Regions from separate parts of the Mus musculus genome. Here all the other regions are linked to region 2. A link is a loop called in an ENCODE intact Hi-C map of the cell type or tissue named here. Cell type or tissue: left cerebral cortex. All regions are shown on one strand.

What was found. A loop is a pair of places that touch in the nucleus more often than their neighbours do. Peaks named below come from ENCODE experiments on the same cell type or tissue, not always from the same donor. Only the 100,000 strongest peaks of a DNase experiment are listed, where the experiment ranks them.
Region 1: a loop joins it to region 2, with 3 times the contacts of the local background. A loop is called at or near these places in 3 of 42 quality-filtered maps.
Region 3: a loop joins it to region 2, with 2.8 times the contacts of the local background. A loop is called at or near these places in 2 of 42 quality-filtered maps.

Annotation. Positions count from the first base shown.
Region 1 is chr1:21,593,539-21,601,538 of GRCm38, forward strand. It overlaps Kcnq5 (potassium voltage-gated channel, subfamily Q, member 5), which reads right to left. Exons shown (of 14, transcript NM_023872.3): 2 at 1-76. Among named protein-coding and RNA genes, the nearest start is that of Khdc1b, 210 kb to the left of the region's middle. In left cerebral cortex, no CTCF peak of the experiment used is centred here; DNase peaks (open chromatin) are centred at 4,587 and 7,288.
Region 2 is chr1:21,956,550-21,964,549 of GRCm38, forward strand. Kcnq5 (potassium voltage-gated channel, subfamily Q, member 5) reads right to left here and starts at 5,393. Exons shown (of 14, transcript NM_023872.3): 1 at 4,632-5,393. The coding sequence starts at 5,032. In left cerebral cortex, a CTCF peak has its summit at 4,895; DNase peaks (open chromatin) are centred at 728, 1,658, 2,472, 3,470 and 7 more places; H3K4me3 peaks cover 4,064 bases; H3K27ac peaks cover 4,502 bases.
Region 3 is chr1:22,207,027-22,215,026 of GRCm38, forward strand. No RefSeq gene overlaps it. Among named protein-coding and RNA genes, the nearest start is that of Kcnq5, 250 kb to the left of the region's middle. In left cerebral cortex, no CTCF peak of the experiment used is centred here; DNase peaks (open chromatin) are centred at 3,789, 4,418 and 4,957; H3K27ac peaks cover 2,141 bases.

The sequences.
Region 1 (8,000 bases), 360 kb before region 2:
ACTTGAAGCCAATTTTGTATGCTCAGGGATGGTAGAAAACACTGACAAAATCAAGCAACCAAACACAAGGAGAAAACTGCAAAATAACAGAAGAGAAGTTTAATGAGAACTGTGCAGAACTGTCCCTAAAACAAACAAAGCACCTGATTCCCTTGCACATGTCTGACCTAAATAATTACTGAGTACTTTAAGCATCAGTGTGCACTAGGGCATTTCAGAGAAATGGGGCTCTTTTTGCAACTTAACTCATGAAGACATGGTTGTAGGTATTGATTACTTTGTGTGTTGTGGTGTGTGTGTGTGTGTGTGTGTGTGTGTGTGTATCTATGTTTTGTGTGATACTGCATTTAAATGTTAACACTTAGGAATCTGTGAATTTCCCCATACAACTCCTCTGCCAAAAGGAACCCTAAGCAAGACTGAATTGTGGTTTTGTTCTCCTATCTGAGAATGCAGACTCTCCTTTCAAGAAGCAGAAAAAAATCCCTGTTTGTCAAGTCTGCCTGCAAAATACCAGACATTGTATGTGATGGTTGCTAAGTGCCCATTGTCGTTGTATGATACTTACAGTCCTATAAACCCACGTGCTTATGGAGTCTAATTTATATTTTTTATATTAGTAGGAAGAACAGGAAAACAGAGGCATTTTCTCTACCACCCGTGGACTTTCCAGCTCTACAGTCAAAGCGGTAGAGGAAAGGGCTTGAGGTTCTCTCTCCTCATATTTTAGTGACAGATATTAGAAGTAATGAGCAAGGACTTTCTATTAATCACTGTAATGATGTTTCTGTAAATACGGGACTTCTAGGGTTGAGTAAGGAGTAGGGATGAGTGATGAGCTCTCAAGGAAAAAATCTCAAATAAAAGGGAAGTCTGTTCAAACCTGAAGCTGAAATGCACGCTATCAAAACAAATCAGAACCATTGAGAAAGTGCGAAAGACTAAATCTCACCATTACTGATGTCCAGCAAGCTCATTCTATAAGCCCTTCCTTATTACAGAGCAACTAAACTCTGCTTCCTTGTGGCTTGTACCGAGACTCAGAAAGTCCATTTACCATGCTAGACTCACAGTTCCCAGCACTCTAGTCAAGGATTGGATAACTATGGCCTCAGCAATGAGTCTGCTTCCTTATGCTTCTTTCAAAATTGTTGAGATTTTTACGTATAAGTATTTTTTATTGAAAGGAAATTGTTCTCTCATACAATACATCCCAACAACTGTTTTGCTTCCTTCCTCCTTCCAGCTCCCTCCCACCTCTCTTTCCCCCCAGATCCACTCTCCTTTCACTTCCGAAAGAGCAGGCCTCCAAGAGACAACCAAATATGACTAAACAAGATATAATAAGAAAGCCAAAAGACCTCATACAAAGGCTGGACAAGGCAACCCAATCGGAGAAAGAAAGTCCTAAGAGCAAACAAAAGGGTAAGTGATATACCTACTCCCACTGTTAGGAGCCCCGAAAAAGCTCCAAGCTATCAGTTGTAATATACACAGTGGACCTGGTGCAGAATTTTCTGGCCAGGTGCATGCCATTTCAACCTCTGTGAACTCATATGAAGCCTACTTAGTTGATTCAGTGAGCTGTGTTCTCCTAGTGTCCTCCACCCCCTCTGAATTGTACATGTTTCCACCCCCCTTCCCTGGATTTCATCCTTTCAAATCCTCACTCTTCCCTTTTAATATCTCCTGTGTTAGTCTCGACCCCTCTCAAATCCATGACCTTTTCTTCTGTAAATATATACATATATATATGTATATATATGTATGTATGTATATGTATAAATATGTAACACTGCATCCATTTAAGTGTTGCTCATATGTATATCTGTTTGGGACAGATCACTTGGGATTGGATAACCTATCAGGTTAACTCTTAGAGAAATTGCATTTCCCCTCCCTCAGCAGCTGCTGACTGTCTATAGTTTCTCATATAGAGGCAGGACTTGTTATATGGTGACAAGTTGATTGGTGTTTCAAATTTTCATTTCATCACAGTGAAGCAAAACATATTAATCTCAGGTCAGAAAACATATTATCTAAGGTACCAGGTAGCAAATATTTCATCATGTTATTCTGACTGTCATAACTACATGGTTTTACACTTGTAATGTGAAAGCTTCTATAGACAACAGACCAGTGCAAATAAAACTTTATTAAAAAATAATTGTTAGAGACATATTTGCAGTAGAACATTTATACCCAAGACTCTGGGGACATTGTGCAAGGGAAGACAGAAAGACTGTAAAAGCCAGAGTGCTAGAACACCTAGTGCTGGATAGTGTATTCTAGATATGAAAGGCATGCTGTATCCATGAAATCTTAACAACACAGTTCCCTAAACAATACCTGAAAACATGTCAGTCAACATTCCAGTGTTTCAGAAGGCCTACCCCTACATGAAAACTACAGGCAGTCAGTGGCTGCTAAGGGAGGGGAAACCCATTCTCTCTAGGACTTAATTCTCCAATAGGAATAGGTTATCCAATTCAAAATGAAAATGAAGGCCAGCTGTTTAAAAGTACTTAATATTTAATGATGAAGAGACGAGAGTATGAAACACAGTTGGACAGTCTTTTCAATGTGGGTCTCCAGGAGAACACAAAAGTTGCATGTCATGGGGCTGAAGCTGAGGTTAAAGGAGCTTTCCTGGAGACAAAAACAACCCATCCACCCTGATGGTACAAATGGAGCTAGGGAGAAGAATTATGGGGGTAAAGGAATACTCTAGTGTGAGGACTGTACGAATCAGGATGAGATGCAAGTATGTGTCCAGTTTTCACTAATTCATCAGTAAGATGGAGTTGATGAACACCTGCAAGCTAGCTCGTTTGAGATGAGGCAAGAGTCAAGGGGAGCAGTCCTATAAATCCATGTCTCTGCACAGCAGACATTTCAGTCCAGCAGAAAGTGTATATTGAGTATCTTAGTATTGAAGACCATATCAAGACTTTGAAGTTCACTGATCAACTGAAGGGTCTCTCCATAGAGGAATTGGTACACACAGGGAAATGGACAAGGGGTACACACAGGGTGGTAGTGAAAGGCAGAGGAAAATGTGCACTTCCTGTTTGAGATGATCTGCAAGAGGGATGTATTAGCATGAAACATTTACTAGAGGAATATATCCCAGAAGGAAGTACAACACAAGAAAGCTGCAAGCCTGGAGAGGAGATGCTTCTAAGGTAGATTTTGTATTTAGTTTAGTAGTTATGAAAGATCTCGTAGATAGTATAGACGAACTTAGAGTTCTGAATAGCATGCACTCGCTGGAAAGAGAGGCCCATTGGACTTTCAAACTTTATATGCCCCAGTACAGGGGAACTCCAGGGCCAAAAAGTGGGAGTGGGTGGGAGGGTATGGAGGTATTTTGGGATAGTATTGGAAATGTAAATGAGGAAAATACCTAATAAAAAGTATATATATATATATATATATATATATATATATACATAAAACAAGTAGTGGCAGTGGTAGGACACTGTCTATCTGAGTGTCTTGATCCATGTCCATAGGCTTCTGAGGATCCTATGTATTAGGATCCTATGTATTAGGATCCTATGTATTATGTATGTATTAGGATCCTATGTATTAGGATCCTATGCATTAGGGCATTTTTGAAATGAGTAGGAAAAAGGCTGATTTTAGTTTTCACTATGATGAAATGATATTGTCATATTATATTTTATACCATCAATAAAAAAAATCACAATCATTTCATGTTGAATAGTGATTTTTGTAATCATTATTTCCAGATTATGGCAATTGTTAGACCCTGGCTAGGGGCTATTTTAAATGCATTAATAATAAAGCACTAATAATAATTAATAATATACATTAATAACATAATGTATCAATATAATATGACGCAATACAACATAATTAATATAATATAATATTATTAATAATGATTAATAAATTAATGTCTTGCCATATGACAAGCATGTTTGATACTTCAACCCTTGAATTTTGACATAATTTTATCTTTTGTAATTATTTATATTTCATGTATTTAAAAACATTCTGACAAATGGCATATAGGTTTAATTAGTCTACTGATGTATTTATAATATACTTATACACAAAATTAAAATGGTAATTTAAATGGTGACAGGTTATGAGGTAGGGTTGTGAACTGGACAATGGCCGTATTTGGTAGCTACTCACGACTTACCAAGGAAATCTCATCAGTGGTCAGCTTAAAACTACCATGAGATAAATATATTCCTTCGAAATGACTCCATAGCAGCTTCTGGCCTTTATTTTATCTGAAGCATTTCTATTTTGTTTCAGATAAGATTCATGCTTATCCAAACATTTTTTTTTTATCCCAAGCTTCTCATTTGGAAAGCACTGATTATTTTAAGATGAGAAGAGTATTTATGAGAAAGTAAATATTACCAGTCTCAAGGCTGCTCTGTTTAGCCAAGAAAAGTACCATCAACTTTTTATGTTAGCTAATTAAGAATCAATTTCTGGGATGTAATTTAGCAAGAAGGCTGAGCTGAGAAACCCAGGTTCTTGTTTGAACAAATGATGCCCTGATTCCAAGGCATGTGCTTTCAGAGCAGGTGCACTTAGCTGGAATTAAAACAGCATGCAAATATAGCACTCAGAAAAGCCTAGCTGATGCTCTGCCAAAGGAACCTTAGCAAATTACATTGCTATCATTCTTGCACGCACACATGCACGCACACATGTATTTGCACACACATGAACATATACACATGCGCACACACATGCATCCATGCATGCACAGGCATGCACACACACACACACACACACGAGCACTCACACATGAACATACACACACATGCACACATGCACAAACAGGCACACATGCACATACATAAGCACACACACACACACACACACACACACACACACACACACACCCCTAGACATTCACAAACAACTGTGAATGTTGCAGTGAAGAAACTAGACACAGAATGAATATCAGACATGGAAATTTCACAGGGCTTCAGCAAGGAGGTTTTGCTGATATTGACACAAATATACAGTTCTCCCCAGAATGCAATCTGCTGCAAGTATTTTGGTGGACTGTCAGTTTTATTGAGAAACCTTTGGAGGAGAGGAGATCATTAAATATTACATGATATAGGATCATGGGATTAAAATAAAGCACTCTAATGAGAGACACAGAAATACTTAAGAAATACAGACCTTAGGAACTGTTTACATAAAAACAATTAACCACAGCTACACTGCTTCATAAAATTTCAAGTATTGCCATGATGAAGTGAGCATTTTAGTATATTGTATGGAAGACATAAATGTTTGTAGGTGCATCAAAGATTATGATGTCTAAAGCATGTGTGCTGGTATTGGTATTAGTGACTTTAGATGATCCTCCAGCATCATGCATTAGCAGGTGAAATTGAAGCAGTCTAATGAGCACATTGGCAGGACTAAGGCTCAACATTTGGCTCTTGCATCCTAAATTTATCTGTCTTTATATAAATTTAGTGCTCTGTGAAATATCCTTGGTACATAATTTTTCCATGAAAGATGTCCAGTTTTCACCTGGAGGTCTCTTCGAAGCACATCTCACCCTCCACGGCAAAGCAACAAAACTGTAGCATGACGTTTTGGTGTTTTTCACAGTGAGCTACTAAGACCTATGTAGTAATACTCTAATACAACGATTACTATAAAGTCTGTGAAGTTCTACCATGAATTCTGATATGTTACATATTGTATGCAGTATTAAAAAGCAATCGAGGGATTGGGGGACTAGTGCTTTTGACTTTGTTATTGTGTTTCTGAAGAAGGGTCTGGAAAATGTAAGCAATTTAGAACTTTGAAAATCTACAAGCAATTCAAAAGGCTTTCTTTCTATCAGAGCAGAGGCTACACTGTGTACATACAGATTGGGACACGCTTTGGATGAAGCTTGCTTCAATGATCAATGAATCCTTGTGATCAGAAGGCTCTCAGATCGAATCTTTCATTCCCCAAAGTGGTTATCTTTAAGCATCTCTGAAAGACATTTGTTCAGTTTCTCTTTGAGTCCTTCCAGGGTCCTGAACCTTTATGCCCACTCAGGCCTGCTAGGCACAGCTCTACTCTTGGAAAACTGCTTCCTCAGTGGGCTCAACTCCATAGAGAACCTTTGCCATTGGTTCTTCAAGCTCACAACTACAGAAAGCATGCACTCCTACCTCCCCAGAAAGCTCATCATACACTGAAGGATGGCTTTACTCTAGTTTCCCCAGAGGTTTTCTGACTGAATATACTGAGACTGTTTTTGTCTACTATTCATAGGAAACAATGTCCTGATCTCGTAACCCTCTCCTCACTGTGCCTTAAATATACCCACTGTGTTACTACATCCCTTGATGTGAGACTGACATTGTGTGACCCTCCAATGTAAGCAAAAGATCTGGCATTCAGTTACCAACATGAAATAGCTCCATCTCTTGCCAGGAAACTCAAGTTCAGATTTTCCACTCCCCAGATAATAGCAAAACTGGTTTCAAAATGCCCACCTAGCTTAAGGACACTTCAATTTCTGTCTCTTTGCTACCAATTCACAAAACCTGGAGTGAACCTGCACACTCTTGACCTGTATCCTGAGAGTACACCCACACTGGTCCCTAACATAATTACTTTTTACTAAACTATGTTTGATTTTCTGCTCTTTCCTTGAAAAAGAATAATGAGCATTCAACCAACATGCTATGTTCTGAGAGTTTCTCAGTATTTTACATTGAGTTGGTTCCTTGAGGCATCCCATAAGACATTCTTGCTAGTATTTTATTGCAAAAGATCTCTATATTTCTTCCGGAAAAAAACAATGGTGAGGTTTTGGTATGAGACAGTGATTTTTAAATATGTTTGTATCATCGCCTTGACTGTTAGGATGTTTAGATATGAAACTAAATTTTATGCTAGTAATGGCCTATTGAATTATGAACGAGGATGTGCATGATCATGGATGCCCTTCCGTTCTGATTTCTGTCTGCTTTCCTATCAATACTTGATCCTCCCTGCAGTGTACCTGTCTCAAATATTTAGAGACTCTGTACCAGACTCTGTAGACTCAGACAGAGTTTGTACCCTCATAGAGTTTCTGTTTCAGTAGGAAAATAAACCTTTTGTTGTTTTTACCCATTTACAGTGTGTGTGTGTGTGTGTGTCTGTCTGTCTTGTCAATATTCTTAACTGCTTTCTCTATGAATTAGGCAAAGCTCAGCCGAATGACTAAGGGTGCAAGTAAAGAAGATGTAATTTCACCCGCCTCCACTCTTTGAAATGGGAGTGTTAGTGCAGCTTAGAGTTCCCTTCTTTGTTAGGCGTCAAGTACAACCCCCATCTCCAACTTGAATTAAATTCAAATGAAAAGATTTTGCTCACTCAGATTCGAAAGTTTTCACATTTGCTATTTTCCATATCATTATGCTATGTTATGTTATCTCAATTCATTTATCCATTGGACAATCTGCCAACTCCCTTTACTCAGAATCTTTACATGCCTGATGCCGTCTTCTGGAATTTTCTCTCAATGCTGTGTTTGTCTCTGGGGAAGGGTCCTGTCATCCTGTTTAACTTTCTCTTTCTATTCCTTAAGCACATTATAAAGCCCATTTGATGGCTTTACTGAAATGGAGACATTTTCTCTCCTCTATTGCTCTGCCACAGCGAGCTGCTAACCCTATCCAACTGAAAAATAAGCGTAATTTAATGTTCTTGCTCTTGGCAAATTTGTGTTACTTTCTAGAAATCACAGTTACCCTTCTGAATTTATTATAAATCAGAGCTTAATATTCTATCTGAAGCATTTCTAGGAATTGCTGTTGAACTTATCAGTATGCAGAGTAGAGCCCCACTTGCTTTTGTTCTTTTTTGTTTTCTGATGATCAGAATTTCCTCCTATCTTTGATCACTTGGAGCCCATTACATTTTTACAAAATTATTAAAAATTATCAATTCAAGTAATTCATTATCATCTACAAATCTTCAAAACCTTACAGTAAAAT
Region 2 (8,000 bases):
TTAGGGGTGTGACCCCCATCTTTGGGACTGTGAATACTCCAGTGGGTAGCCCTACAACCATGCAGAGGGCTATTAAAACAACAAGATATGAATGTAGGGGAGGGAAGCAGAAGGAGTTGAGGAGGACTTGGAGGGGAAATGATCTAAAGTCACTGTACAAAAGTCTCTAAGAATGGATTCTAGGAGAAAAAGAAACATTTCTGATTAAACCTTGCCTTTTATCCCCACCTTCACTCCCTTGGCTCCTTGGGCAGTCATCTCCCACTTTTTCCAGAGCAACATAGAGAACCAAAAGACATTTGCAGGGTGAACTTAAAGATTAAAAAAAAAAAGCTCAGAATGAATGGAAAAGTTGAAATACTCTTTCCACCTAATTACACACCACACTGTCTCCATTTTAAATCCCCTCTCCGATTCACTTTCCAAGGTAAGATGTGTTCTCTTGATTTTTGCCATTCATTCAGCTCTACTTCGTACAGGGTAAAGAGTAAAGACAGACCCAGCCTATGCAATTCCATGACCATCTCCATCATCAAAGCTACGAGAAAGCTGTGAGCCCCCCACTCCTTTCCTTGAAGATGGCTTTATCCTGCAATGAGTTTAAAGTACTTACAGTTACTACACACTTGGGACCACACACTTTCACTAACGCTGTTTTCTCTTTCAAGATAGCTCATTCACACACACCCACCCCGTTCTGCTCCTCTGAAAATGGGCTACTTGACCATCCAAACTCAGCCCAGGCCTCACTTCCACTTTGAATGCTGTTTGTTGGCTTCTCTGTCCAGAGTGGCTTTGCTGTCTCTCTTGCATTATTTTATTTTGTAACTTGTTTTCTCTGCCACAGCCCTGAGAGCATCATCTCACACTTGTTGAAATGCTTAAAAATCACACGGATGCTCGTCCTCCTTGAAATCAGAGGCCTCATAATTTAGAAATCAGCATGTACCACAGACACTCAGATATGTGTAGATGGATAAACCTATATATGATGTAATCATATTTGGCCATTACTAATAAGACTTGTGTCAGAATGGCAGCTATGGGGTTGTAAATAGAAGAAAGACGACCAGGAAGCAGAGGAGAGATTCTGAGAAACAGAGAGGCACTGAGGAAGCAGCAAAGGACAGAAAGAGATATAACTGTAGAAAGAGTTCACAGCAAATGAATGAAATTTAATGGTCATTTGTATGGTCAGTAGTAGCTAGCATAATAGTTATAATAATAATAATAATAATAATAATAATAGTTATAATAATAATAATAATAACTATCATCATCATCATTATTATTATACTCCAGGCTCCCTAGTTTTGGGGGGTTGGAATATTCTAGTTTAAAGTATTTATGAATTCTCACCCACAGTCCTAAAAGGGACAGGATGCTTTGGGCAATGTGATGGGTTAGCTGGATGTATCTGCATTGATACCTCTCTGGGGCAGGCATGGGTGTTCCTGTGAGTCCTCAGGACTGATCGTGTTTGCTACACGAGCACAAATTTACATTAGGAATCCTTTCATGAACTCCTCTACAACTACCATAATTCTTCTAAATCTTCCCCAAAGAAGGGCAATTTAAACGGAACAAACAACTCAGAGAAACCATCTCCTATTTTAAGAGCTCATCTGGTTAATTGTATCACAGCTGAAGACAGAACACACTGCTTCCCGGGGACTCCAAAAAAGCAGGAAATGCCTGGATCTCCCAAGGCCCACAAACTCACAGGAAGAACTCCCTTGAAGCAGACCATCTCTGTTCTTGCCAGCATTCTTACCAGTAGGCTGGGGTATACACTCATCAGATCACATTTTAGACCATTAAAATGTCATTATAATAATAATTATTTTTGCATATCTTAACAGAATATTCTCTTTACCTGAAGCATAATGAATGTTAAGCATACTTCTCTGGTTTCTTGGCTGTGGAAACCCTGGGCTAACCAAGTAAATTCATCCCTGAACTGCCTCATTAATCACACTGTGCTTGTTCTTGGCAAGGAGCTTAATACCCTACAAAAACTGTTATTAAAGTCAGATTTGAGGATTCCCAGGCTGGCAGAGCATTAGTTACTTATACCTCTATAGAATATATATTATATATATAATATATATATATATATATATTATACCTTTATATTATATATATTATATATTATATATTACACCTCTATATTATATATTATATATATTACACCTCTATAGAAATTATTTTCTTATCGTTTCCTGGAATGGTCTTATTGGACCTGCAGCTCAAAGTAACCTTGCTTTATTAATGTAATGTGTAAATTCCAGCTATTCAAAACCTCATTTAAACTCATAAGTAGTGATTACTCTCCACCTCCTCCATCCCCCCACACCCCCCCTGTCCTTCCCCCAGCCTCTGACTCTGTGCTATGTATCTTCAGCTGCTCCCTGCCTACAGACCTCAAGGCTCTTTGCTACATTATGAAGAACTTTACATAAGCAATACTGTGTTGGCAAGCACACAACTCATGTTCTATCCCTCACAGAATTCACTGATAAAACTAGTTAGCAAGAAAATTCTTAAACTAGAAACAAACAAACAAACAAAAATTATCAAAGTTTAAAAAACAAAAACAAAAACAGAAACACTGCTTTATCCACCAGGCATCAAAAAGAAAATGCTGCATTTTGAGAAATTTTCACTCCTGTTTGTAAACAATGCTTAGGAGACATCAATATGTGCAACAGTGTCAAGCTTCCTCTGAACCCATACCATGTACTTTACCCAAATAAAAAATACTATATTACATCATATTTAAAACTCAAAGCCATGAATATTTTGAGCATGTCTAAAAATATCATCATCCATACTGTGCACATTTACAGCAAATTAAGCCTCAGCATTCCTTTTTAAAAATGTATATTATAGTCTGACAGTCAAAATAATTTATTAGATCATTAAATACTAAATTAATTGTATATCAACCCAAGGAGATGAGCTTAACAAGTGTCATGGGTGTCTATCATTAATTACATTCAAATATTTATGACTCTTTCATCAGCAAAGGATAGACCTTATATTTTGAGTGTAATGACGCTAGACAGAATACAACATTCCCTATGTGTGCCTTGCAAACACATGAAGCTGGCTGGAATAGGTCACCTAAGCTTACATGCTCACAACAATCTGCAACTGTAAAAATTCCCAGACACTGGGGCCCCAGAGTGCAGACTCCACCAGTTTCCTGAGTTCTACCTGGTCACATTTCAGGTTCACCTATTTATAAAAGCAGCTCCTTCTCTCCTGATATTATGATTTTTTTTTTTTTAACTTTCCTGGGTTTGTGCCAATTCTTCATTCCACATAAGGGAGAAGTATAGGACGGCATGCCTCATTTCTGAAAGGTCTTTTTGGTCTGTTCCAAACATATCTTAACCAAGTAAGAAACAAGGAATCAATCAGTATGTGCCTGCAGCTTTCTCTGGAGGTCTTCTAAGGCTAATATGTTTGTACTTCATCTTAACATAAAGAAGGAGGGGGCAGAGACGGGGCAAGAAGAGGCGGGGCTTCCTCTAAAAAGATTAAATTAGACAGGGTGTATAGACATGAAAACAACCTTAAGTTGTCGTCCAGATTCACCTAACTCTAACAGGAGATTGAATGAATGGACGTCGGGCAAAACAGTAGTAAACTTCAAAGCCACGGAAAGCTTTCTAATGCCTAAGGGAAAAATAAACATTTGCTTCCAACCATTTTCTCATTTTCATTCTCGCATACTCTGCTAGATGGTGAGGGCTTAGTCAACACACACACACACACACACACACACACACACACACACACACACACACACACTTTATCTCGGCGCCATAAGTGTCAACTAAACACACTGCTTGCTTCAGGTCACAGCTGGCCCCTGTGCATTTCCACTACAGCACCTCTGGCCATGTTCCTGAACCCCAGTTCTCCACTTTCAGCTGGCACTGCCTGCCACAGAGCTTGGGTAGCCCTCTAGACTCTGACCACCTCTATGTGGCAATGACTACTACGTGCACTGACAGATTTTCCGTTGATGACAGCTGTGATGGTGGCCAGGCGTGTTTCCGGGCGCGCTTACAACCTAGTCTCTCTCTCTCTCCATCACGTAGCAGCTTCCTCTGCTTGACCCCAGAGCTGACTGTGGACCCACTCTTAACCTTCTCCTCGCCACTCCATCCCACCCGGTCATGCCCTCCCAGTCTCTCCAGTCTCGGGATGGTGCACAACCTCCCGGAGCTATCCCCAGCTCCTGGGCGCCCCACTCAGTTAACTTTCCGCATATCAGGACCTAATCGCTCCCGATTATCTGAGTCGCCTAAGTCCGGCTTCTGCCTTCAATCACCCAGGTACCTGGAACTGACCCGTTAGTCCCTTGGGTGCTTTGGGGCAAAAGGGCTCTATGTGAACCAGAGCGAGAGGTGGGACGAGAGAGATTGAGGGCTCCAGAGGGCCGATGGCAACACGTGCAAAGAAATAAAAACCACCACGTGTGTGTAGCTCTGCGTGTGAGCGCGCACGCGTTTCCGCGCCTAAGGCCAGGGCGCGGGCGCCAAGTGCGCCCCGGGGCTCCCCAACAGAGGGCATGGCTAGGGGCACACGGGGTCGGAAGTGGGGGCGCGGGTACTCACACGAACGCGTGGTAGACGAACGCCCAGCCGCGGGGTCGCTCCAGCACGTTGTACAGATAGTTCTGCACCCGCCGGTACTTGACGTTGCGCCGACAGCTCTGGCTGCTGGTGTAGGAGAGCGGCTTCCCCAGCAGGCTCATTCGGGCCCCCTGCTTGCCCCGGCGGCTCTCTCTCAAGCCGCCGCCGCCTCCGCCGAGCGCCGCCGCGCGGGTGCCGAGCAACAGCAGGCCGTCGCCCCTGGCGGCCGCCGAGTTCAGCAGCACCCTGCCGCGGCCGGACTCCACATCCTTCATGCCGCTGCCCGGGCGCCCCCCACCCGCGCCTGCCGCCGCCGCCGCGCCGCTCCTCACCCAGAGCCCGGCGGCACCGCCCTCCTCTCCTCCCGCGTGGTGGCGGGGCATGGCATCACCACGGGCACCGCGAGGGGGGCGCTGGCGCCTGCGGCGGGGGCAGCGGCTTCATGTGCGCGGGCAGGTCTGCAGGAGGAAACCCGCAGCCGACGGGGCGCCCCGGGGGGGCGGACTAGCCTAGAGTCGGGGCTCCGGGCGGGGGCGGCGGGGTGTGCGGAGCAGGCCCGGGGAGGTCCGGATTTCTGCCGCTTCCAATTCCAAATCCGGACCTGTTGGGGGCGTCACTTTGTGAGGTGTCCCTCGCTTTCCTTTAGTCTGGTGGCTGCCACTCCCTCCTCCCCGAGGAGTGTCGGCACACGGGACTGAGGGTGTGCGGGATGCCCGGAGGCACGCTCGCACGCGTGCACACCCAGCAGGGTTCGAGTCTGTCTGTCCCCTGCACCCCGGCAGAATACCGGCTTGACCCTAAGTCGGTCTCCCAGGATGAGTTTGGTTCGGTTCTTCCTGGGACTCGGAGCTGTCCGGAGGGCGAAGTCTGCCTCTTGAATAAACTGGACGAGCGGGTCTCTGGGCTTCTCCCGCTGCTATGCCGCGCCTGGTCCTGCCATCCTCGGGTGATGGGTGTGGGCAGGAAAGGTTCTGTCCTACCCTCCAGGTTTTGGCTAGCCTAGGAGCGAGCCAGCGGGGGCTAAGCTTCTGGCAGTGGCGCTTGGGTTCCCGCGCTGGGGACCAGCCCACCGCAGTTCAATGGACACACCCGGAGAGAGCCAGGCAGGGACCCAGCAGCTTCCCGCGACTCAATCCAGCCTGCAGGCTGTGACTTTCCATCCTAGCCTCAGACAACAAGCCTGCGAGTCGCAGAACATCCTTCCCATCCCCAGGGGTGGGGTGTGGGGAGGGCGTAAAACTCCAAAGTAGCTCCTTCGTGGTGAGGGAGCTCCTCCTGACAGAGCAGCCTGGGAAAAGGAGCCCACTTCTCTCCTTCCAGAAATTTCCATGTAAGTGAAAGAAAGTCATAAAACTGCTTAAATCTCCGCCGCGACTGTGGCGTCCCCAGGGAGTTCGAGAGGGATCATGGAGGATAGTGAGTCCAGGACCTGCCTCTCAGACAGGATGCTGTAACTTACAATGTTAGAGAAAAGGGAACCACTGACTGCATCCCCCACCACCTCTGGAAAATGGGCGCCCCAAAGCCCATCTCTTCTCTTGGATGAGAGTGAGATTATGGTGCTGCTGGCTCAGAACTCCGCCTTTCAAAAATATTGTTAGCAATTAAACAACAGATTCAGCGATGGGGAAACTGAGAGGACACCAGGATTGGGAACTCCTTCTAATAGAGCAGCCTTCCTCCCAAATATTTAAAAAAAAAAAAGTAATAATCGCCAAGTTCAACTGAACTATGCTTTCAACACAAAGTCATGGTAGTCAGTAGCAAAGTGGCCATCCCTGAGCCTTTTTTCACTTCCATGAATACCAGCCAACACTAAGGCAAAAATCTTATCTTGGTTGTCTCACCCATAGCAGATAATACTCTACCAACACACCCACACATACACCCCGTGCATACACCCACGCCCACAGACAGCTGCTTTCTACAGTCAGAACGTCAGCTAAGAGTTTTACTTTTATTTTTATCGTTATTGTTTTGTGAAGACCTCTTCCTGGTTCTTACTCAGCAAGACCTTGTTTCCCTTCAAACCTCTGGGCAGTAGGCACTACTAACCCCTAGCGCTGTGCAGCTGGCAGCAGTACCACGTGTGAGCCAAGCATCAACACTCAGAGTCACTCCTGCTTTCCTCTAATACACTTCACACCCACACACCGTGGAGGTGCTAGAGAGGTTGCTCCGTGCCCTGCTATTCAAGGCAGATGCAAAGAGAATGTCCTGGAATAAGCTCTCCAATCCTAGAGCTGCGTGGAGACCCCTGGCTGAAGGTGGGAGCTGAGGTGGGGGGTAGTTCGGTGCAGCTATATTTAGACTCCCCGTGGAGTTTCTGTGCAGGGACTTTCAGGGTGAAAGATGTAGAGACTTAAAATGACTCGTGCACACGCTGTCGGCATGAAAAAAAAATCCTAGCTTTGCTGAAAATAAGAAAATGAAAAGGCCACTTCCCCTTTAAAGGAAGCTGTTTTCTTTGCTGCAAACTTCAACTGAGATTAGATCACCTTTGCCTCACTCTGGGGCCTGGCCCCACACACAGGCAGGAAATCTCTTTAAGGCAGGACTCAAGAGCGTGTTTCCCCTTCTGAAAGGCCCAGGAACTCAGCTGCTTAATGTCCAAATGATGGTTTCCTAGGATGCAGGGATCATACCAGGGAAGCTATGATGTCTATTTCGAAAATGTTAATAAACCCGGGTGGGAAGGTGGCAAGGACATCTGCAATTAGTAAGGGTTATAGACGTCTAAGACATTTGTAACTATCTTTTTTGAGTGCCATCCACTTAATCACAAACCCAGAGAAGGGGGCTTGTCTGTGTATTCACAGACAGGATGGGCCACTAGGAACCCAGCATCCTGACTCCCAGTTGGAGTACCCATTCTGCTGTTGGTGCAAACCCTAGGGGATCATCCTGCTTGTTCAATCCCAGAAAGGAAAGTCTAAGAGACTCTGTTCATACCTGTTCCTAGGCCTTGATCTGTGCCATGTTTTCCTTGTAACCCAGTGACTTCTCTAGATAGGCAAAAGTCAACTTTGAGGAAAAGAAAGTGTTTGTAATTAAGCTTTTATTGTTGTTGCTGCTCCTTTGAATACAGGTGTTGCTAGGAAACTGCCTTTTATTTCTTGCTGAAATATCAGTAGGCATAGTGAGCCATGCATGAAATAATGTAACATTATTTCATGAGTAACAATTACACTAAAATATTATGAAAGGGTAATAGTAAAAGTACATGACAATTCCACTTATTTCTTTATTTTGGTTTTGTGCCACAAGATCTCACTCTGTAGCCCATGCTGTCCTGAGGATACATATTTAGCCGAGGCTGGCCTCTAACTTGTGATTACCTCTCTGCTTGTA
Region 3 (8,000 bases), 250 kb after region 2:
TATCACACAGCACTTATACAAATAAAGGTCGTGTGTGTGCTTGAGTCTGGGAGTGAGTGTGTATTTAGCCGACAGTACAAGCCCAGGTCTACAGTCCAGATGAACAAAGCAGCTATTTAGCAGACAGCCTTGCCTAGGCAAGGTGGGCTGCACAGTAGATGTTTAACCATGGGAACACTGCCAGGGTGTCTAGAGGTTGCAAGCAGCTCAATTTCATATTTGTTTTCTGAAACTCCGATCCCATCAGATGCATTAGAATTGCATTTCGATTTTGAATATTTTAAAGCTCTTCCCCACACCTCCCACTGAGCAAACCTATTGACAATGTAGCGTATTGTTTAAAATGAGGAGAGACATCCCAGAGGCCTCTAATTCTCAAGGCTCCTAATTGCCTTTTAAAATTCTCACTTCCTTGCCACTATACAGCAAATGATACGCTAAAAAACACATCAGCCAGATCTATTAGCATTTTCCAGGATGCTTTGATTTGAGTTTTAATTAGAGTAAGTGTGTGCTGTGATATGCATTTCTTTCTGATTTGATTTCCCATTTTTATCTTAACCATGCTTAGACAAATCATATGCTCCTTTCTTTTTGACAGAATATTCTCACATTACTTCTGTCACTTTGAAGGGTAATTTGTTTTTTTTTTTTCTTCCTTTTTTTGAGGCAGTGTTTCTCTGTATAGCCCTGGCTGTCCTGGGACTCACTTTGTAGACCAGGCTGGCCTCGAACTCAGAAATCCACCTGCCTCTGCCTCCCAAGTGCTGGGATTAAAGGCGTGCGCCACCACCGCCTGGCTGAAGGGTAATTTTTTTTAAATCTAATTATGTCTATGTATTCTCATTGGACATTAAAGAAGAATAGTTATCAGGGGGAGGTCAGTAATACACAGAAATAAAGCCGGGCATGGTGGCGCACGCCTTTAATTCCAGCACTCGGGAGGCAGAGGCAGGCGAATTTCTGAGTTCGAGGCCAGCCTGGTCTACAGAGTGAGTTCCAGGACTGCCAGGACTACACAGAGAAACCCTGTCTGAAAACAAAACAAAACAAAACAAAACAAAAAATACACAGAAATAGCAATGCTGACTTTTATAATTTTTTTTCGTGTTTGTCTTATAGTATTAAAGTGATAGTTGGGCTAAAAAGACAATGTTGAAGGTAACTCTTTTCCCTAATGGGCTGTTCAATAACTGTTCTTTTCTAACAAAAAGAATCGGCTTCACAATGATGGCAATGCCTAAGGACATCTGAGTTCCCTTCTTCTGCAGACATGCTCTTCAGTGCCTGGCTGCTGAGCTTTTACCACACTGTTTCTAGCATATTGCTAGGATCCGGCAGCTACAAGGCTTCTCCTCCTCCCATCCTTGGCCACACATTACTGGATGATATCACTCAGTAAACAGGATTAGGGAACACCAACAGAGTCCATCTACTTCCCAAATGCTAATCTGGATGACAGGCTGTGATGAACACAGTGACATTTCCAGTGTGGGTCACCTTTGTCCCCTAAATCACAAGCTGCCTTTGGCAACACTGTGCTACAAGGCATGGTGACACATAAGAGATTGGAAAGAAATGCCAGCAAAGCCTTTCTTTCTCAGGAGCTTGCGCTGTGGTTGTTCAGGGAAAGACTTCATCACCTTCTTTCTCATTGTCTTCTTCTGGTTCTCCATTGGTGAATCTGGGCTTGATCAGTCGCTTCCCAAGACCCGGGTCTAGAGAGCTTCTCAGCTCCCCACAAGTCAGTTGGAAGGTATACTTAAGACTCTCACTCTGGATCCCTCAAAAGACAATAAGGAAGGGAGACAATATTCCCCCAGTATTTATTTGATATGTGTCAGTACATGTACCGGCCGCTGGAGACATAGGTGTAAGCAGACACATTCGCAGATAATTTGACTTAGCACTAAAACATGGGATGAAATATAGAAATGAAGGGAGAAAATAACTTTGTATTGTGTAAGAGATGGAGGGAGTTCATACTGATCTCAAAGCCAGAAATTGCAAAGTACCAAACTGAATTGTGGGGGTATACAGAAACCATTGTGCTGGAAATGGTGAGGGAAAGGGAATGGAGTATAGAGCAAAGCTACCTGATGATGCAGGAAGATATGACTGATGTCCCCAGCATCAGAAGTGACGTGGAAAGAGAATTTGCCTTATTTCACTGAGTGTTTGAGTCCCAGACTGAAAAAATAATAATAAACTACTACTGAGTGGCATTCATGACTAATGTCAAACCACGGCTTGATCAACCTCTACTGAACATAGTCTTAGAAAGTTCTAGTAGATGTTCGGAAGATTGGAGTCTTATGTTCATCTATGAATCCACCAGGTTTGTGTTCAGTTGTGAATGCCCTGAACACTAACCAGGACTTTCCCAAGTTTGTTTCATGCTCCTGATAGAAATCAGCCATTTCCCTGCATCCTGTTACTACTGATCATGTTTGGTAGAAAGATGTTATCAACCAGCTTATTGGGAACACATTGTCAAAACAGGGTTATTGTTTTCATGGGGAAACTTCGGAGGCATGAGGGATTATTCTAGGATTTAAAAAAGAGGAAAATAATATGTATCATCTGGATAAAGTCAACTTTAAATGGAAACGTGATCCTTTCATTTTATTGGGGAAGAGGAAGTATGTGATAAGAATTTGTCTTACCTTTTTTTGTGGGGTTCAGAAAAGTGTAAAATACAAGTGTCTGTATTCTGCGGAGCAATTATCTGTTAGTACTGATAATGATATTTACGTGATAGAAATAAAGTTTCAGATATGAAAATATGAAAGACTTAATTCACAAATATGAGGTATTTTTAAAGTATTTCATTACATTTATTTATTGATATGTGCATGCCCACGTGTGTGTGTGTGTGTGTGTGTGTGTGTGTGTGTGTGTGTGTATACACATATGTGAGCCTCTGTGTACATGTGAAGGTCAGAGGACAAATTGTGGAAGGAAATTTTCTCCTTCCACCTAATGGGTACAGTCTTTAGAACTCTGGTCATCAGACTCCATGGCAAGAGATCCTGCCTGGTGAGCCATCTCACTGGCCTAAAAATATTAGTTCTTTAATAGGATGTGTGGACAGTTTTACTCTACTAAGCACAAGGACATTGCCTGACATTTAGGTTGAAAAAGCAAGGAGAAAAGCAGTGCAGACTTCCTGTGGGTTACAGTTAGACCCACTCATAAAAGTGGGGGACACAGTTTATGGATTAGACTGTCCTCTCTCCCTCTTCCTTTTCAGTTCCTGCATCAAGCTTAAAAGAAGTGACTAGGGAGGATTAAGACAAAATGGGCAATATAAAGAGCTATGCATTTTGTTAGACCTCCTTGATGACACTATGCATGGTTTGAAACGAACAGAGAGAGAACATGGCGTCTAAACTTAAAAGTTTATCCTTTGATCACTTTGAATAGTAAGTGTTTAGTTATGTAACTAGTTGTGTTAGGTTAATTTTTAAAAAAGACAGTTGAAAAAAGCCTTATCTTACATATCTTACAACATAACCCTATCTAAGTTGAGAGCTATATTTTCACCTCTCCGACTCCTAGCCTCAGTTCTTTCACTCTCTTATTTACCTGAGTAGTCCATTGTAGCTAGAGGATGGAAAGGATTCAATGTAATCTCTTAGGTTAGATCACACAGGACAGTTTTGCTTCTACCTCTATTTTGAGATAGTTGCCTGGGGGAAAGTCACCACGCTGGGGTAAACCCAAGGCATCTCGGAGAAGCCACATATAGGTATCCCATCTGGCATCCTTAACTGAGGTTCTACTGAAGAGCCATGTGTTTGAGAAAAGCTGAATGATGATTCAGCAGTCACCTTCATCCGGGGAAGCAGCATGGAAACCCAGAGCAAGACTTTCACAGTGAGTTTACCTTCTCTGCCAAACGAGATGACAGCAAACCATCAGAGTTATTTTTAAATTAGCCGGGCTGTGAGGTAGGTTACATGGAGCAACGAGCAGCTGGGACATTCTTCCTGAAGACAAGAAAAAGTTATACTCTCCATTAAAACGAAAAGTGTATGTGTGTGTGTGTGTGTGTGTGTGTGTGTATATATATATATATATATATATATATATATATATATATATATATGCCACACCAATATAAGCTGACTTTAAAAAATATATGGCCTATTAAAAGAGCTCATAATTTTAAACAAGAGTATAAAGTGAGATTCAACACTATTTTCTATGATTAAAATAGGATATTATGTTATATAGACTATGTTATGTAGATGTTGTTGCATACACATCTTTGTATTTGCTTTAAAATTAGAGGCAAGGTGACCTTGTGCTTCATTTCCACCTTCAGCTTCTGTCATCCTGTCTCCTTTGTGTGGGTGTTCAGTTTGAGGAAAAAGCCAGATTTTAGAACAGCTTTCTTCCCGAAATGATGTTTTTAAAGTTAAGAAGAAGAAGAAGAAGAAAAATCTTGCACACTGCAGAAGTGGCAGCTATAAAAATAGATGTAAAAATAAATTGAAAATTCATAACAATTGCGCTGTAAAAGATGTGCTGGAAACGAATTACAAAGTAAAATGAACAAAGTGGGCTTTTGATTAAATGAGTAAGCGAGAGTATTTACAGTATGAAAATATGTTGGAAATGACTAGGGTAGCATAAAATAAATGAAGAAATTATTGAGTATGGGAGTCTAGGCTGGAGCTAGCATAAAGGAAGACTTTCAGAAAGTATATACATTTTTAATATAGCAGGGATCAGACAACTGTCTTATTTTCTGATTCCTAACATAAAAAAGAGTAAGTAAATCCGGTGCTTAGAGATACAGAAAATTGAGGAGGAAAAAGTTTTAAATCAATGGAAAGATACTAAGGTAGAAAACCAAGAGATTTGAACAGAGTTTCTGCAAGCTGAAAGTACATTGTTCCCTCTTGCTGCCTCCCACCCCCGCTGTCCTCAGACCAGAAGCATCAACACCATCCGCTTTGAGAAAGTAGAAGTGACTCCATGTCCTCATATGCATCTGCACAGTTGGCAGCAATAAGTCACCATCACTGGCTAAGTAGAAACTGAAGACTTTAGCTGGATCGGACCAGATTCCACATCTCAAAGTATTTGTTGCAGTCCTTTACTTCTTTGTTGCTGACATTGTTCACTTATAATCCGCTCCTCCTAATAAAGGCTTACATATGGTTATTACCCAAATGAGGAGGTAGACAATATTTCTAAACATTGAGAAAGAGACAAACATTAAGTAAATTATTGAATCCTGGAAAAGTCCAGGCAGAGGCAATGTAAATCATACAGTGGGTACTGGGTTTGAAATATTGGTAAGAATTGAACTGAGAGGAAGGTGTGCTTGACCAGCTTCCTGGTATACAGTGAACACTCAAGAATCATTAAGGAAGTTGAGTAAGCAAGGTAGACTATTAAAAAAAGAAGCTGAAAACCGTGATAGAGAAGAGTGAGTCCACCTGGAGATTGGAGAGTCACGCTGCATGTCAGGGTAACCAGATCAAGAAAGCCTGGAAGGGAAGTGTGTGGAAGGGAAGTTCATCTTCTGTGGTAGCAAAAAAAAACATGGAAATCAATAAAGTTGGCTGGTGCTCAAGAGAGATTGCTCTGACTAAATGTAAGGTGGAACAGACAGGATGCAACAGATGTAGCATCAATCTCCATTCCCCTTGGCTGAAGCAAGATTCTATTTGAATGTTTGTGCTTTGCATGCAGCTAAGCAAAATGACCTCAAGAAAGAAGTGTTCTGTTATAGAGGGCAATTGCTAAGAATATCAGGATCCACAGCTGTAATTAGTATGGTGGAGAGTTTATGCAGGTGAAGAATGCCAAGATATAGGCCATTCTCCTTGAATCAAGACTTTGGGGAATAAAAGTTCCCAAGAAGGAATAAAAAATACAGACTTAGACTCACAGAATGGACCACACTGAAAATATTGTTGTCTCTTTAGGTCAGGATGACACCAAAGAAGCTTGTTTTCTTGTCAAGAGACAATGGTGATGTTGTCTAACAAATTTCCTCTGAGTTGAGGAGGAAGTAAGGGACCCCTGAGGTTTCTTAAATTAAGGAGATCCACAAGGCCCCTCCACAAGGTTACTGTGAACTGCTAGGAAAGGAGCCTCTCCTGTTCCACAAGCTACCTGCAGCTGCCTTGCAGAGCTCTGCTGGGGTGAGATTCTCAGGTCATCATCCCAGCAGGTGGCGATCCTTTCCATGACACAACTGCCTCTAAGATATCCCTGATCCTCAATAGTGGATTAAGGATCAGGTATCTATAACCCTGAAGTAACTAAACTCTGTTTCGTCAGTCTGCAATGATCTAGAGTTTGTCACTTTGGTCTTTAATGAGTTTTCTATGTGGGGTGAATAGTCCTTTATGTCACAACCCCAAAAAGGATGTCTTAAAATAGTTAGCCACACACATATCTTTGCCAAAGACAAGAAGAATAAAAAGCAGGCAAATTTTCTACTAGAGTTGGGCCCTGAAAGATATCCAGCTCTGCTGATATACTAAAATGTGTTGTGGTGAGAGGTTTCACCTGCCAAGTTACTGGGATGCATCAGGGTTGAGTACAGACTATTTGAATTTGAATAGAACTCTGTACTTGGTGACTTCAGTTATGTTATTTAAAGGTTCTATACCTCCATGTGAAGTGGCATATTTACTTGCTCAGTAAATATCAGCCACTGTTATTATATTGACTTTGTCTTTTCTAACCCTCCTGACTGAAGGCAGATTGCTTGTGACTATTGCTTTTTCTGTGTTAGAAAATCAGAGAGCGGGCAGTGGCTTGTCTTAAGAGACACAGTGAATTCTTTGGTGTCATTTAGAAACTATTCGCTCCTCAGGTCCTCTTGGTAAGGGAGACCAGGCCTTTATTTTTTCCAGTAGAAAGCTAAAGCATGCGCTTACTGAATTGGACGGAACAGAATCATAAATAAATTAGTGGCATTCTGCTTTTCCTATCCGAGAAACCTGAAATATAATTTTCCTTCCAGTCTAAAAGGACATCTAAAAAGTTCCAGACCACACATTGACAGCATTATGTCTGTATCAGAGTAGAATAAATCGCCGGGGGAAAAGAACAATGCCTGACAGGAAGCTGGGGATATTGTTTTGAATTTCCAGTTATTCTCTGTGTAAAAGCCACTGGTGTCTTGAAGTGGAACTTGTCATTTGAAAACCTCTCCATCTTGTACTATGCTTTTGGGAAATAATCATAAAGAGAGTTGGCTGTGTTTAAAAGCTCTGATCCATTGTTTCCCAAAGTTTGTTAAGTCCTCCCCACAAGCTAATCACAAGCTTGCATTCCCTGAGAATAAATAATAATAGGAATTAAAATCACCAAATCTCCAATTGTTATATGCATGTGACAAAGCAAGGGTATTAAATAGTTACTTATCATACATATACTTATATTTTTGTTATTTATATTATGTATATTATGCACATATGTTATTATGTATGTTATACATACAATTATATTATTATTATATATACATATTATAAATACAAGTATGTTAAATACTTACCTGTCTGTAACATAGCAAACATGAAAGGTAGATGTGATAGGGGTCCCTAATGCAACAGATGTTTTGAAAACCTGAGCTTACAAGGTTTCAGTGCCTAGTTCTAAGTCTCACAGACACTAGACGAAGAAATAGGAATACACATTCCATTAACCTCTTTTGTTTCTACTTTTCCATCAAAACCTCTACTCTTGGTAGATGTTCTTCAAGGCCTTTCCTTCAAAATAATAGAAAATGTAATAAAAATGTAATGACAGCCTTAAGGAATCCTTACTTGTATGTAAGCCGCTAAAACAAGATCAAAAGTGACTCAGACTGTTACCATACATTGAGCTGTCTGGACACCAATCAGTATCCTGTGTTTTATACACATCTAGTTTCGTAATATCATTGGGAACTCAGTATTTTGTGTGGGATGTCCCAATTTCTTGGTTTTCCTTTGATGTGGTGTTCCCTCTGTTTTGACACCTGTGTT